Regions from separate parts of the Mus musculus genome. Here region 2 is linked to region 1. A link is a loop called in an ENCODE intact Hi-C map of the cell type or tissue named here. Cell type or tissue: heart. All regions are shown on one strand. Region 1 holds the start of Gm34322 (a long non-coding RNA gene). Region 2 has its middle 29 kb from the start of Gm34770.

Region 1 (8,000 bases):
CCCTTGATTGTGCTTGGGCCCTGTCCCTGTGGAGCAGCAGCCACCTACACTCAGATTAAAAGCTCAATATTTCTCAAGCCAGCAGACCCTTGGTCGTGCTGCTGAGGCTCTCTGAGTCTCAGGTTTCTCATGTATAGAAGAAGGGACCACTTTAAGATCGTAGGAGAGAGCGTCCCTCACAGGAAGCTTGTGAACAGGATTAAGGATGTATCTCATGGGTAGAGCACTTGCCTAGCTTGTATGATCTTTTCCATTGGGAAGAAGGGAAAGGAAAGAGAAGGGATGGGAAGGAAAGTGAAGGGGAGGGCAGGGGAGGGGAAGGGAGGAGAAAGTCAAAGAGCAGAGGCAGGCATAATGACATGTGCCTGTAATCTCAGAACTCAGGAAATGGAGGCATGAGGGTCAGGAATTCAAAGTCATCTTTGGCTGTGTAATGAGATTGAAGTAAACCTCCCTCGAGAAGAAAAATGAGGAAGAAAAAGGAGGAGGAAGAAAGAAAGAAAGAAGCAGATAAATAAATAAAGACAGGTAGGTAAATATAAATGGATCTACCTCAAGCCAAGTCACGGTGATACACAGCTATAGGCATTACAGTGGAGGCAGGAGGATTACTGCTGCAAATTCAATGTGGTTTGGACTACATGGTGAGCAGAGGCTAGCTTGAGCTAATGAGTTTTATCCTGTCTCAAAAGAGGAGGGGGGAGGGGGAGGAGGGGAGGAAGATGTCAAGGAGGAAGGGGAGAAGGGGGAGGAGGGGTATAGGAGGAGGGAGGAAGGAAAGAAAGAAGGATGCTTTTGAAGCCTTCAGGGACCCTTACACAGGTTCTGCCCCTCCCCCTCAGTAAGTGCTGGGCAAGTGTGAGCTGGTAATATTTCCAATCCTCTCCCACGCCCCATTCCCCATGGTCCTCCAGCCAGTGAGAGGGAGAGTTAGAGCCTAAGTCAGCTGACTCTGCCCCTCCTCTCCCCTGGAGAGAGCCTGGAGGATGAACCAACACAGGGGGATGCTGGGAGGGAGTGAGCTTGTGGGAAGGCCTCAGCGAAGCTGTAAATAATAACAGCTGCTTGGCTTTAATATTTGTGATTTTAATCCTTAAATGACTCCACAAAGCAACTGTTCTTATCTCCAGCTTCCATGTGTCACCGTCATTGTGTTTAGGAGGGTGAGGAGATGTGTAAGATCCACTGCATGGGGTCAGATGTGTCAGGCTCCAGGGCTTGGCTCCTTCTGAAAGGCCAGGATGTAGTGAGTTAAATTGTCCTTGGGCTCATAGCCCTTCTTGCTCCTGAGCTGGTCATTTCTAGGTTCCCATAGTCACTCAAGTCCTGTGGCCCAGGAGGCCTCAGGGCAGCCAGCTGCACCCTGCCTCTGCAGCATTCCGTGTCTGTTTCCGCATGGCCTCTTCCTCCTAGCTCATTCCTCTTCCTCCAGCTGGGTGACTACAGGTCACATTGCAAGGATGAATCGAGTCGTCCGGGGGCAAGGCCTAGAGTGTCATGAAGACCAAGGTGATGGGTCACGGAATATCATCTGACTTAGAAGACCAGATAGAATAGAGAGCACAAGACCTAGCAGGCTAGTCAAGGGGGCGTACTGGGATATCCCTCAGCTCATGCAAGGTGGGGTTTATGTACCGTTTCTGGGTACAAATAATTCCAGCTTCTCTGTGGAGGAGGTTGGAAGATAGTACCTGCCACTCATCCCATGGGGAAGCCAGGGCTTATCTGCACCCAGGATCTCAAGGCTATCAAGAGCTCTTGGAAGGGAGTTCTACCTGGTCTCTCTTTACCCAGGTGCATCCTCCATGCACGGTGTAGCTGAGAAGGAGGACCTGGCAGGGCTCTGTGACTGGGAAACAGCTGAGTTCCTTCCTGTTTCTGCTGCAAACCAGGGCAAAGCCAGCTGAACCTAGCCTTTTGCAGCAGGTAAGGAAACAAAGCAAGAACTCATGTCCACTGCACAAGACTCAGAGTCCCACATGCCAGTCTCTGTGTCCCCTTTTCAGTCTTAGATTTTGAGGTATAGACAGAGCTGGCGAGGTTGGGACTGGCGTTGGACCTTGGAATGTAACATAAGTCATTTACTCTCTCAGTCCTCTGTCTAAAGTGAGGAGACTGGGCAGGCAAGATTGCTCAGTGTGTAATGGTACTTGTCACTAAAGACTGATGATCTGGGACCCATAGAGTGGAGGAAGAAACCAACTCCTACAAATTGTCCTCTCTGACCTTGACATGCATGCCCTGGGTTGTGCATGCTCTCGATCAATCAACCAATCAATCAATGCAATTAAAAGATAAAGTATCCGCAGCCTTTTTTAGCCCAGCGTATGCCATGCATAGACAGCACTTCCTGCATTACACCTGCTTCATACGTTATCATAAGTTGGACACCCCAGAACTGACCTCAGTGTTCGCCAAACATCGGAGCTTCTGGGAGCTTTAAATGTCCCCTATGCTTGGCCACACCCCAGAGCCATCATCTTGTAGGCTGACTCCAGCCATCAGTATTGGTGAAAGCCTCTGGAAGAGTCAAGCTGGCAGCGAAGTTCAATGCTCCCACTTCTCCACCCACCAAGGAGCCCTAACAGTGAGTCCCAGAGCCACTGTCAGCAGCAGCAGAAGCAGCAGCAGCAGAACCTAGGAGGCCTCTCTCCAGCTTGTCCAGTCACCATAGTCCCTTGGCCTCAGTTGCCCTTATAAAGATCAGGGTTGTGCCACCATGAGTCAAAACACCTCTGTGACTTTTGAGAAAGCTGAGCAATGTTTACCCCCTCCATTCAGACACTGGGCAAGGGGAAATGTCTCAGGCCCTCAGAGGAAAGCTATTTAGAGGACTATGTGTGAAATCTCCTGGTGTACATACAGTGGGCTAGCCTGGAAGTCGGACAACCAGGTAGAGCCTCAGGTCTGGCCTTGAGTTGGTGTGGCCTCTCACCTGTGACCTCTCTGCTAACCTAGTTTCCTGTGTGAAGCATGCATGGTTGGCCTGAGGCGAAGTTCCACAGAGGTTAACTAAGGCATGGACTGAGAAGATAACTTCATGGCTCATCTCATTTCTGTGCATGCTGTTAGTATTTTCCTGGTCCTCCGTGACCCTCCTTGGGATTGGATATCTGAGCTATCAGGAGGTACAGCATGTAGGAACAGCCTCCTGTGTGCTCCCTGGGGGTGGGCAGGGCCAACAGCAGGGAGTGTACTTCATTGAACCCATCCATGCAGTGATCTGCCCATCTATTAGGCTGACACAGTAACTAAAGTCCCCCCCACCCCCCCCCACCCCCCCCACCCCCCATCATCACAGGAATGCCCTTTGAGCCTGGACTTCAGTGAGTCACAGAGAGAGGTGAGGGAGATGAAGAGGAAGCAGAATGGTTTTAAGCCCTTGACGTACACCAAGAAGTTCCTTGAGCATCCATTTCTCACACATTATTGCATCCAGCCCCAGACTCAGGAGCATCTCTGCAAGCTAAGAGAACAGAATGTCCACAGGAGAAAATGAGATCTGTCCCTGGCACCAGGCAATCGCTGCAAGCTGGGTGGGAGCTAGAAGTTTGGGCTCTTCAGCTCAAGTCCCCTACGACAACCCTCCTCCCCACGTGACCCAGCAATCCATGTTACTGGCAGCCTCTGGCTCAGCCCAGTAGGAGCTAGTTATGTGGTCTCTAGGGTATCAGCCTGCCTCCTGGCTTGCTGTTCCCTGCCCCTTCCAGCTGCCTGGGGTGTATGAGAACATCTGAAGTCAATAGGCTGCTTCAACAAGATGGTTCAAAGGGAGATAGAGATCAAAGACAGACAGAGGGGTGGGGGTGGGGGTCAAAGGAGCCACAGTTAGATCACCCTGGGATTAAAGTGGGGGAGCTGATCTCCCTTTGGCAGAAGCCTCCAGGAGGCCTGCCTGGTGCTCCCAGGAGCAGCTCTGGCTTGGAATCCCAACCTCTGACAGCTATTCTTGGGACAAAGGGAGGGGCAGAGACTGACACTCACAAAGGAACAGGGTCGGGGTAGGCTGTGCTGGGGGAGGGGCGGGTAAGGAACAGAAAAACACTAGGCCTGCCACCAGGAAAAAAACCCAAACAGCCCAAGAAAGAGCCACAGACAGTAAATGTGGCAGTGTTTCATAGAAAAGAGTAACAGAGAGGAGGAAGAGAAAGAAGAGGAGGAGGAAGAGGGAGGAGGAGGAAGAGAGGGAGGGAGGAGCACAGGAGTACCAAGGTTAGCCACAGAGGTCTCAAGCTGGTGACCAGGGTACCATCCCTTCCCTTCCATGGAGGCTGCCAGGCAGAGATTGATAACCCACCCCCAACAGGCTGGGGGAGTTCTGAGAAGGTGGGGTTTTCATTCCTCAAACCTCTTAGTGATTTAATCCCCATCCCTTCCCAGAGCTCAGGAAGAGCTGTCCCATGTCAGTCTACAGTGGCTGGGGCTTCATGCTCTAGAGTTGCCTCCTCCTGGCCTGCTATCTCCCTCAGCCTTATGTGCCTGTAAAACCTGTCCCAGGCTCTCCTTTTTTTCTCCCTGAAGCCCACAGGGGTCCCATCATCCTGCTGTCACTAACAGTGACTTAGATTTTTGTGTCCTAAAATTTAAGCAAGTAAGCACCCTGCTCCTCTCCCCTCATAGCCCAGGCCGTCTGGCGTGTTCGTGGGAGGCTCTCATAAGGTTCTGAAACGTGCTGCCTAGATTCCTGTGAGGTATATTACCTTGGTGTCAGCCCACCGTCGTCCTTAATTAGGCCAACTTGGCTTTCAGTCTGGAAAGCAATGAACAGAGCAAGAAAGGGACAGGCAAGCCGCTCAGGCCTGACCTGAATCAGCCCCATCCTTATACCAACCCTTATTCTAAAGTCTCCCCAGGATCCCAGCAGAGCAGTTGGGTGCACATTGCACCTTACTGACCTGCCTGGGATCTGAGAACCCCTAACCTGGCCCCATCTGTTTTCTCACTTCTCCTTCTCAGTGGCTGGGCATCTGCTAAGCACCCCACATCCTTGTCCTTACCTCAGCCAGACACACCCTCTTCCTTTCCCCAGAGACTTCCTGCTGGACTGATCTTCTGAGACAAAGTGTGACCCTTGGTCTCTTCCAATGGATGATGGAACGCCATCTCATCCTCTGACCAGAGGATCAAAGACTGCCCCAAAAGTCCCATACTGGATCCATGTGTTGCACCCTAGGCTGGAGCAGATAAAATGGATCAGGAAGGGACAACAGCTCTGCCAGCTCCCAGCCATAATGCTGTCCCCAATGGCTTCAGTGACAGAGGCAGCAGTGGGGGGATGACAGGTGAGTAGGTGTCTAAGCATGGCACCAACAGAGTCTAGGCTGACAGAATGGCTCAGGTGACCCAAAGGTACCAGACATGGGGCCCAGAGACTTGCTGGGATCACATAGCCGGTGCGTGGTGAAGACTCACAGTCACATCTCCTGAGCACTCAGTTAGGCAAGGCAGGGTGCTGGTCGTTGTCCCGTGTGGCCTTGGGTGAATGCCGCCATGTCCCCAAGAATGAAATGAGGACTTGGACTCCTTGGCTTCTTCACCTCGCTTTTGTAACCATCCTTGCAGGAATGTAGATTCTGAAGAAACACATGTGCTCCCTCCCTTTGACTGTCAGACTGTTAAACAATGGAACTCAAGACACTGGAATTTCCCTGGGACTCTCATGCTGGGAGAAGAAAAAGAACATTGGGTCCCTGGTGCCAGAAAGACACAGCTTGTTTCCCAGAAAGTGATCTCACAGAATTCTAATAATTTGTCAGACCACCCTGCAAGAGAGAGGAGGACCAGTACAAGGAAGGGACCATACTTTGGTCTATGAGCTATGCACAGCCCCTGCCCTTTATTTAAACCTGAGCCCTCTCTCAAGACCCTTAAGATAGTCATGGTGCTGGTAGAAGGTCACCATGCCCTCTTGTTCTTCTTCTCAAGTGAATCGATCCCTATTTCTGCTTCTGACCATTCCTTGCCCATTTGGATTATTGTAGAGCCTACCTTCGTAGGGCTGCCAGAACCCAGGCTGTCACCCTAATAGATCTGCCAATATTGCCTCTACTAGAAATTCCATAGGAAGAACCCCACCACCCCATGTGGGGGCCTCATATGGATAATGAATCAAGTACTAACTGGAGACAGGACTCTATCTACGGCTGCCCCAGTGTGCCTTCTAGCTCTGTGACACACACCAAAAGCAACTCGCCTACGTCGGACTGGTCACAGTCTTGAGGAAAGCCAGGGTAGGAGCTTGAGGCAGGAACCTGGAGTAAGAGCTGATGCAGACACCACTTACTGGCTTGCTCCCTGTGGCTTACTCAGCCTGATTTCTTATAATACCCCAAGACCATCTTCCCAGGGGCAGCTCCACCCATAGTGGTCTGGACTCCCCCACATCAAACATTAATGATAAAATGTCCCACGGATTTACCTACAGGCCAATCTGAAGGAGACAATTCCTCAGTGGAAGTTCCCTCTCCAAACTAGATATATCTACTTTGGGGCCAGATTCTTATAGGGCGGTGGGCATGAGAAGCAGGCCACTTGAGATTCAAATGCCAGAGCCCAAGGGACTGGTCTTGGCCAAAATCTGTTGAGCAAGCTGCGGTGGGTGGGGGCATTTGGCTTCAGAAATTGATCAGGAGGGCAGGAGGATGGGATGGGGGAGTAAGAGAGTTTGAAGCATGGTTGGCAGCCTGCAAAGACACTGGCCACCAGGAGCAGAGAAAGCAATGACTTTCTAGCAATTTCCTTTTTAAGCCCTCTCTTCTAAGTGAGCTTCTTTTAATTTATTAGGGGAGAGATTTTAAATCATCCTCTCTCTCCCAGCCCACCTCTGTCCTCCACTGCTGAGATTTCCCGGGACTATAAATTTTGTTTTAATGACAGTTTAGAAAATGAGCAAATCTTTGCTGACACTTTTATCACCTCCAGAATACTTTTAATAAGAGGTTTCAGTAGATTGCGTTCCTGGAGGGGGAAGGGAGAGGCCAGTCTGAAGATCTAGCAACCTAGGAAGACTGCTCTCCCAGGCCCAGTCCCAGCTCAGCCACCCAATGCCACCCACTCATGTCCTCCTCACCCCCAGAGGAATCCCCACTAAGCACCCCAGATGCCTCAATGCCAGCTTCAGTCTGTCCACCCACTCATCTGGCAGCCTTAGGCAGATTCACCCCTCCCCATGCCCTTCTACCTCATCTGTAAAAATCTTGCCTATGTGCAAGAGATAATTAGTGCAGACCTATTAATAATGGTTAAGCATAATTAGCCACTGACATCCAGTACCACACCTAGTTCTCAGACCGGCAAATCAGGCCCTTGAACATTTCTCAACCTGAGAACAGAGCCAGCCCCACTGGGCTGGAAAGCACAGGGCCAGCCACCCTATCGATGAAGGCCTGGCAGAGCAAGCCACAGATGTCTTGGTGTGCTCCCTGGTCAGGTGTGGTGAGGGCAGGGGTGGGGTGGCAGGGCTCTGCAGTGCCTGCGGCAAGGTGCTACCTTTTAGAGTTCTCAGCAGAACTAGGGAAGTGAAACATACCAGCCCCAGGGAGGCCAGGAGGAAAAGCCTCAGAGTAGATGGGCTGCAACAGCGGTGCGTGTGTGTGTGTGTGTGTGTGTGTGTGTGTGTGTGTGTGTGTGTGTGTGCTGAGCAGCAACTGAGGCTGGGACAGGAGACTGATTGGAAAGAGTGATGGGACTTGTCACAGTGTCACAGTTATGGACTAAAGAGAGCAAAGCCTGAAACACTCGACCACTTAAGGGATAGCGACAGAAGCTGAGAACTGGCTGGATAGAAGGCAGGCGAGCGTGCATGGAGCATCAAGGCTTGAGAAGGTGGGGCTTGAGGGCTACCACAAGAATGACAACCCTGGGAGGTGTGGATCTGACAGTGGGTAAACCTTTAAAATGGCTACTTTAAAATACAGTGGAGAGACAGACCAATTTCATTTTCTTTGAGAAACACTCAGGTATGGTGGTTTGCTCGGACCAGGGAGGATGGACAGAAGGAT
Region 2 (8,000 bases), 240 kb after region 1:
TGCTTCTCACTTTGGCCCTTCCACCCATGGTGTCATAGTGTCACCTATGGACACATGAAGAAGCCTCAGGGCCATAAATCCCAGAGATGTCAGGGCTAGGAAGATGACTCTGTCAGTAAAGCACATGTCTTACAAGCACGAGTTCTTGAGTTTGGTCTCCAGAACCCACATGAAAAAGCTAGGCTTTCTGCCTCCCCTTGTAATAAGGCCACACCGCTTGGATGGTGACTGATGTGACACACATAACTCCTCTTTTCGTGTAAAATATTTTAAGGCCTCTCGTGACTACACTGAGACAACTGCGTAACTCAGGGCGATCTACCCATCCCATAACGCTTAACCACACCCACAGATTCCCTTTGCTGTACAGACTAACAGTTGTAGGTTCTGCCCTGAGACTTGGATATGCCGGGGGTTGTGGGGCACGATTCAGCCTCCCAACACTGGCTGGTCCCAAAAACAGCTTACATGTAATAGGGTTTCTTAAAATATGTTTTCCCCACACACATCTTGGAATATCTTCTTCCTCCTGTGGACACTGCATTTAGAAGTTAGGCCCATCCCTCTTGTCTGATGTTTCTATTCCCAGATGCTATTATTGATGAAGAGATATTCCCCTCATTACCAGAGGCAGGATTATATGCCTCCCTAGATTCAGTTTAGCTACCTGCTTTACTTGAGGATCGCCAACTTGCCGAATGAGTGAAGTGGGTAATTCCTGTGTCTGGCTGAACTGCCTGATTGACACGTATGTTGGTAACTTAGGCTGTATCGACAGTGTCTGCCTGGAGTCTAGACGCTAGACCAGCAACTCCAGTGTCATTCCTCAGGAGACACCCCCCTTGTGTTTGAGACAAGAGCTCTCACTGGGATGTGGGGCTCACCAGTTGAGCTAGGCTGGCTGGCTAGTGAGCCCCAGGGATCTTCCCGTCACAGCTTCTCCAGTGCTAGGATAGAAAGTGTGTGCTGCTGTGGCTGGGTTTGTATGCTGGTGCTGGTGCTCCGAACTCAGGTCCTCACGCTTGCACAGACACCTTACTGACTCTCTGCCCAGCCCTAGACCCGCTTCTCACTGAACAGCGTTGTCCTTCCTAACTCGCCTGTCTGCCTTTGCTAGAGTGGGGAGAAAATAAGACTTAACCACTGCCCCATGCATGGCAGATGGCAAGGGAGGGCTATGGCTCGGGGAGGTGGGGTCTTCTGCTGCTCACAGCGTATATTCCCCTACTGTCCTTCCTTCTGCAGAGCTTGGCATACTCCTGCGCTTGTTGTGCCCTCCCTGGACATTTCAAGCCCTTGAAGGTGGCAGGCAGGAAATGTGTGGCCTAAATAAACTAGCTTCATTCCGCTAGCAATCGTTCTGTGGCTTTGGAGATATTCCTTGTTTCCTTGGGCCTTTGCCTGTCCCACAGTCTACCACGAGGCCACATCATGAGCTCTGAGGCTAGTCTCTACCAGACCTGAAAACCTTGAGTGGCTCTTGATTTTCTCAACATTTTGCTCAAATAACACAGGCTGTGGGGGGGCAGGTTCCTGAGTAACTCTTGACACAAACACAGACACATCTCCTTTAAAACCATCTTCCCATTTTTACAGTTTAATGGTCTCTTCAAACCAAAACACCCCTCAAAAACCAAAAGTGAGAGCTGGGGCGGGGCAGGGTAGCTCAGTCAGGGTGATGCTGAGCAAGAGACCCTGAGCTGGATTCCCAACACACATTTGGAAAGCAGGGCTTGGGAGAACAGATTTATAGTTTGTTTTGGTGAGATGGAGACAAGCAGATTCCTGGATCTTACTAGCCAAATATACCAGCTCCAGACCAATAAAGGACTCACCCTCTCAAAGAAAAAAGAAAAGGTGAGCTGTACTTGAGAAAGGAGAAAATACATTAGAGGCTGTCCTTTGGCACACACACACACACAGACATACACACACAGACATATACACACACACAGAGACATACACACACACACAGAGACACAGACACAGAGACACAGAAATATACATACACACAGAGACACAGACATACACACACACACATACAGAGACACAGACACACAGACATATACATACACACAGAGACACAGACAAACACACACATACATATATACAGACACACAAGCATAGACATACACATACACACAGACACACACAGCCATAGACATTCACACACAAACACACACAGAGATACACACAGGCACAGACATACACACACACATAGATACATACACAGACACACACATACAGGTATAGACATACACACACATATAGACACACACACACACACAGGCACAAACACATACACACACAGGCACAGACATACACATACATATACACACAGACACATACAAACACACACAGACATACAAACACAGACACACAAACATACACACAGACACAGAAAAACACAAACACACACATATACCCACATACAAGCACACATAGAGACACACACACACACACAAACATACACGCATGCACACACACACATACACCACAAGAAAAGCAGTGCTGAATCACCCAGACTCTAGAATAAACATCTAGATGGCTACTGGGCCTCTTTGGGGACAAAGTAGATGCCACAAAAGTAAAAAGCCACCAATGCCAACTGAAATTCCAGTCCACAAAGCCATCAGCCTCAAGGGTCATCTTGTGGAAGCAAGATCTATGGATTCTGAAGAAGACCCCAAGCAGAAAGCTCCAGGCCGAAAGGTCAGCCTCCTCTCCTCTGCCCGCTCTCGAATCTGGGGTAAGTCATGCCATTAATATTTTAAGCAACTAATTTGACATTTTTCCATTTAATTAACTCCCATCTATATGAGAACAGGGTTTTGAGACTAGCATGACATTTAAACAAAGTCATTTAAGATTTCCCATTCCTAGTGACTTGCTCCTTTTTCCTGGCTCTGTTTTTGCCCCATTTCTGTTTGTCATGGTTAGTATCAAGCTGGTTTATCATCTCAGAGAATGACCAAAAGTTCTCTAGACAAAACATTCCACACTCTCGACCTGGGTGACGTGGGTGGGCCTGGAGCCCTGGGTGGGACTCCTTTCAACTGGAGCTCTTTTCCATTCCTCCCTACAAACGGGTTTCCATCCCAGCAGGCCCACGTCACCAGCTAATGTTTTCCTGTTGCCAACCCAACTCAGGACAGGAGTGGGGGGAAGGGCAGGAATGAAAACCATTGATCAAAGCAAGCCTTGCCACTTGCCACCTAGGAAGACAGGGGCCTTCCAAGGGGGGAGACAGTGGCTCCCTGACAATTTTCGTTTTCAAATGACAAATAATTGCTGTCAGATCATGAAATGATTAAGAAATCAAGGAAAGTAGACAAATGGAGCACATCCAGGGTGGGATGGTGTGTTTGGGGGGGGGGGGAGGGAGTGGGGAAGGGCTTGCTCAGTGTTCCATAATTGAAAAATTGCACCCTAATTAGCTCCCACCCCAGAGAATTCATAAGTTCTGTGCACCATCACGCAGCCCGCCAAGTCACAGAACTCAAAGCCATTAAAGTTTACTACTAGTTGCAAGCAGACATCTTTGCCTCCAGCTGCACCCACTCAGACTCCTCAGCAAGCCCAGCTCTCAGACAGAACGATCCGCCTCATATTTTCATCTGCCAAAGTGGCTCGCACACTGCTTCTCAGCAGCTTTGGCCATCCCCAGATTCTCTGATGGAGGCCAGCAAGGCTCACAAAAAACTATTGGGGCTGCATGCTCAGGAAACACAGCGCCCTGCCCAGTGTCCGTGGGGAGAACAGGGGCTGAGAAGATGGTTCAGTCAATACATATACTCGCCCAGAAAACGTGAATTTGGATCCCCACAACTCATGTTAAAAGCCATGAGCAGTGGTCCAAATTTGTAATCTCAGCCAAGGTGAGGTGGGAGGCAGAGACAGGTGATTCCTGGCGCTTCCCTGTCCAGCCAGATTAGCTACTTGATGATGTTCCAAGCCAAGGAGGCACTCTTAAACAAGAGGAAGATGCCTGAAGAATGTACCAAGGTAGTCCCCTGTCCCTCACATGCGTGAGTACATGTGTGCACCTACCACACCAACACAATCACACACACACACACACACACACACACACACACAATCCTATTACAAACTCAGATGCAGGAGCCTAAGGAATAACATGTCTCTGTGTGTTCCACAGTCAGGACGTTTCTTGGACTGCCTAATGAGCCTGTAGACTTTAGGAGGAAGAACACTAATGGACTGGTGGGATACTGAGCCTGAAGGCAAGAGCTATAATTCTAGCTACTCACCTACTTGGAGGCAGAAGGAGCAGGATCTTAAACTCAAGTGCCTGCTGCCTATATAGGAGTTCAAAGGCTGGCAAAGGCAACTTAGAGTAACATTGTTAAAAGTGTTAAAAGGGGGCGGGGCTGGGGATGGAGCTCTGTGATGGAGCAACTGAATTTGAACAGTATCAAGAGAAACAAGAGGAGGAGCCGGGTTCCTTTCTCTTCCTCTCCCAGCTCCGAAACTTCATCAGCTCTGTGATCTTGGGAATGTGACCTGGTCTCTCTCTGGGAGGAGTGCTTCCTTGATGAAAAGCAGATAAAGTGTTGGGTGTGGTGGCACATACTTGTAATCCTAGCACTTCAGAGGCTGAGGCAGGAGGATGAAGAGTTGAAGGTCAGCTTGGACTACATAATAAAACCTTGTCTCAAAAAAAATGGAGATATTAAGACGCACATTTTAGGAATAAGACAGCAATTGGAGGACACAGTGTGGGAAGAGAATGCACTATTATTGCTGACTACACCCCTTGATCAATCTTTATATCTTACTTGAGGTGATATCTTACATACACACACACACACCCGTTATAATAATCTAGAGAATGAATTAAATGTACGTGAAGTACCTTATACCAAATTGGTGTCCAATTAATGTTTAACTTCAATTGAATCAGCCATAATATGCTTGTTCATTCATTTAATCTATCAGCTGATAGCACTGAATAGAGGCTGTTCCTTGTCCCACACTTTGGACAGGATACAGAAAGGTGGTTCGGTCTTGATTTGCACCCACAGGAGTTTACTTCTTAGAAGTCAGAACAACAAACTATATATACATAAGCACACAGATTATAAAATCAAATCTGAAAAAAAATAAAATCATCCAGAAACCAAATACAAAGTATTTGCTTAATGGCGACTTGGGAGTGAAGGCCTAGACGCTATGAGAGAGTCAGCATGTGAGGCCTTACCGGGAAAAAGCATCTCTGTCGATGCTCCAGGAGCATAGGAGAAAGAGCTGGGGACAGAGAACAGTTATCTAAGTCACTGACTAAGTCAGGCCAAGTTCCTCCTGCTGTTAGAACAAACAGCCCCAAATCTGTATGAGTTACAACAGGAAAGCTTCATTGAGCTTCTTGCCAGATCATTGGTGATGGATTTTTTTGCCCAGGAATCCAAACCCAAGCTCTGGCCAATGAGATGACTCAGCAGCCATCTTAGGTGTTTGCCACAAAGCTTGATGGACTGAGTTCAATCCCTGGGACCTGAATGTTGGAAGGAGAAAGCTGATTCCTGGAAGCTGTCCTCTGACCTCCACACACTTGTCGTGCAGGCATACAATGTAAATGCAAAAATATTTAAAAGTAAAAATAAAACCCAATCCCCTACCAAACAAAACACCCTCAACACCCCCCTAGAGTCTCCTGGCAGTGCCCACTGTGTCCTTTATGTATTTGGTCAGAACAAAGAGAAAAGTCTCCTGGGACAATGAAGATCACCCCATGGACACAGCACCCAGGGTCGATCTGAGCTCAGATACACAGTCTTGAGTCCACAGAGGGGCTTGGAAAGAGACTGTGACTATGTGCAAACCAAGAACTTCAGAGAGGGAAAGAACACAAGGTGATTTTTCTGCCTCACAAGGCAAGTACAGGTAGGAAGTGTGGGGCAAGATGAGAAGCAGACAACCAGCCTTTGTAACTAAGGAAGGAAATGTGAATTTTATCCTTAGGGAATCAGCAGGCATCCCGGCTTTCCCTATAGACCAGACAGGATTTTATTCCATAAGAATGAGAAGCTAGTCCAAAGCAATGGTACGACCGTGATTTGTATCTTGTATCTTTACTCTTATGTTGTGTGTGTGTGTGTGTGTGTGTGTGTGTGTGTACATGCAAGCACACATGCATATGTATATGTAGATGCCACAGCATAAATGTGGAAGTCAGAGGACAACTTGAGAAAGCCAATTCTCTCCTTACACCGTGTGTATGGCCAGGATCAAGACCAGGATCTCAGGCCTAATGGCAGGCACCCTTCCCACTGGGCATTCCACTGGCCCCTAACTGAGATCTTAAAAAGACTCCCTGGCTGCCAGGAGAACAGTGTCCATAGGGGATCATGGGAACCAGAAGACCAAGTGGGAGGGTTCAGCAGCAGTCTGGCAGAGAAGAGGGGGAAATGGATGTAAAAGTGACATGGCCTCAATCGTACAGTGAACCTAAGAGCCTCAAATCGCACTTAGCTTCACTGGCCAGGCAGTGTGCAGATTTTGCTGATCCCCTGGGTATCAGGTAAGATCTTTAAGAGGTTAGAGAAAGCATAAAAGACTGTGGCAGAAGGTAGCTGGCTACCCAGGGTGGAACCATCTCCAGGATTACTCCCTGGACCAAAAGCTGAGGCTCGGCTCCCCTGTTGCACCTTCAGCCTCCTGGCCTTCAGCAACCATAGGTTCTCTTCAAGTTTTGCTTTCCTTGGAGTGAACCATGTGAATATCCAGTCAGGCTGGCTTCTGCCAGACACACTCAGGTGGCCCTAGGGAAGCTGGGAGGGGGGCTGTGTGGACAACTTGCACAGAAAGTGAGCCTCTCCCAAACACACCTACGGTCATTACTCTCCATCCTCCCGACTGGGCTGGGAAATTAGTTACTATTATCCCATCCTACAGGGAAGGGTATATTCAAGGTGCTCCCGTGACTTGCCTAAATTTGTCCTGTCACCAGCATCCCAGGGTTTAAAAACAGATCTTTTGCTGGGTGTGGTGATGCATGCCTTTAATCCCGGCACCACAGAAGCAGAAGCAGAAGGACTGCTCTGAGTTCCAGGCTAGCCTGGTCTACATAGCAAGTTTCAGGCCAGCCAGAGCTACATTATGAGACTCTGTCTCAACCATACTAAACAAAAACAAAGGGAAAAAACAGGCAAACAAAAAGCTCTTTCCTTTGTTCTAGTGCGGAGCAGTAGATCTTCCCACTGGCAGGTCTAACCTGCAGCCCGACACATTTGTATGTAACATTACATCACAATGTCAGATGCTTGGATACGGGCTGAGGAGATGGCTCAGTTGGTAATGAGTTTGCCATCAAGCATAAGAACTCCAATGCCAATACAAAAAGCTTGAGTGGTGCCACTCACCTGCAGTCCCAGAGCTTGCTGGGAGCTGGGAACAGCAGAGACTTAGGAGATGATCCCAGCAACCACAGAAAAAGCTGGGTGTGGCTTTGACTGCCTGTAACCCAAGCGCCAAGGGAAAGTGGAGACAGGTAAGTCCTGAGAGGTTGCTGGCCGGCTAGCCTAATTGAAACTCAAGCATCCGGCGGAAGGAGAGATCCTAGCTCAGGATAAGGTGGATGGTGCAGCACATGACATGCATAAGAATAAACAAGCAAATACATAAAATAAGCAAATGAGTAAGCCAGTAAAAGTTACTCGAGAGGAAGGAAGAAGGAAGGGAGGGAGGGAGGGAGAAAAAAAGGAAGGAAGACAGACCACAAAATGTCAAGCAAAAAATGTGGACACATCTTGAGGAATGACAACGGAGGTCAACCGCTGACCTCCACGAGCAGCTGTAACCACCCACACATGCACCTGTATATACATAAACGAAGCTTGCACACCCGTGACTCGCTTGGCCGTGTGGAGGCGAGCAGCTACTACCGTACTTCCCACATGGAGAGAACTGGATCCTCCCCAGCTCCAGAGTACAAGTGTGGCACCAGTATGGCAGATGTGCCATCTGTCCTAGTCCCTGAC

What was found. Peaks named below come from ENCODE experiments on the same cell type or tissue, not always from the same donor. Only the 100,000 strongest peaks of a DNase experiment are listed, where the experiment ranks them.
Region 2: it touches region 1 in a loop (3-fold over the local background); 4 of 42 quality-filtered maps call a loop at or near these places.

Annotation. Positions count from the first base shown.
Region 1 is chr9:61,442,196-61,450,195 of GRCm38, forward strand. It overlaps Gm34322 (a long non-coding RNA gene), which reads left to right and starts at 496. Exons shown (of 3, transcript XR_379516.1): 1 at 496-528; 2 at 5,030-5,282. In heart, no CTCF peak of the experiment used is centred here; DNase peaks (open chromatin) are centred at 946, 1,236, 3,596, 3,946 and 1 weaker place; H3K27ac peaks cover 755 bases; H3K27me3 peaks cover 5,034 bases.
Region 2 is chr9:61,686,576-61,694,575 of GRCm38, forward strand. No RefSeq gene overlaps it. Among named protein-coding and RNA genes, the nearest start is that of Gm34770, 29 kb to the left of the region's middle. In heart, no CTCF peak of the experiment used is centred here; DNase peaks (open chromatin) are centred at 3,132 and 3,596; H3K27me3 peaks cover 4,704 bases.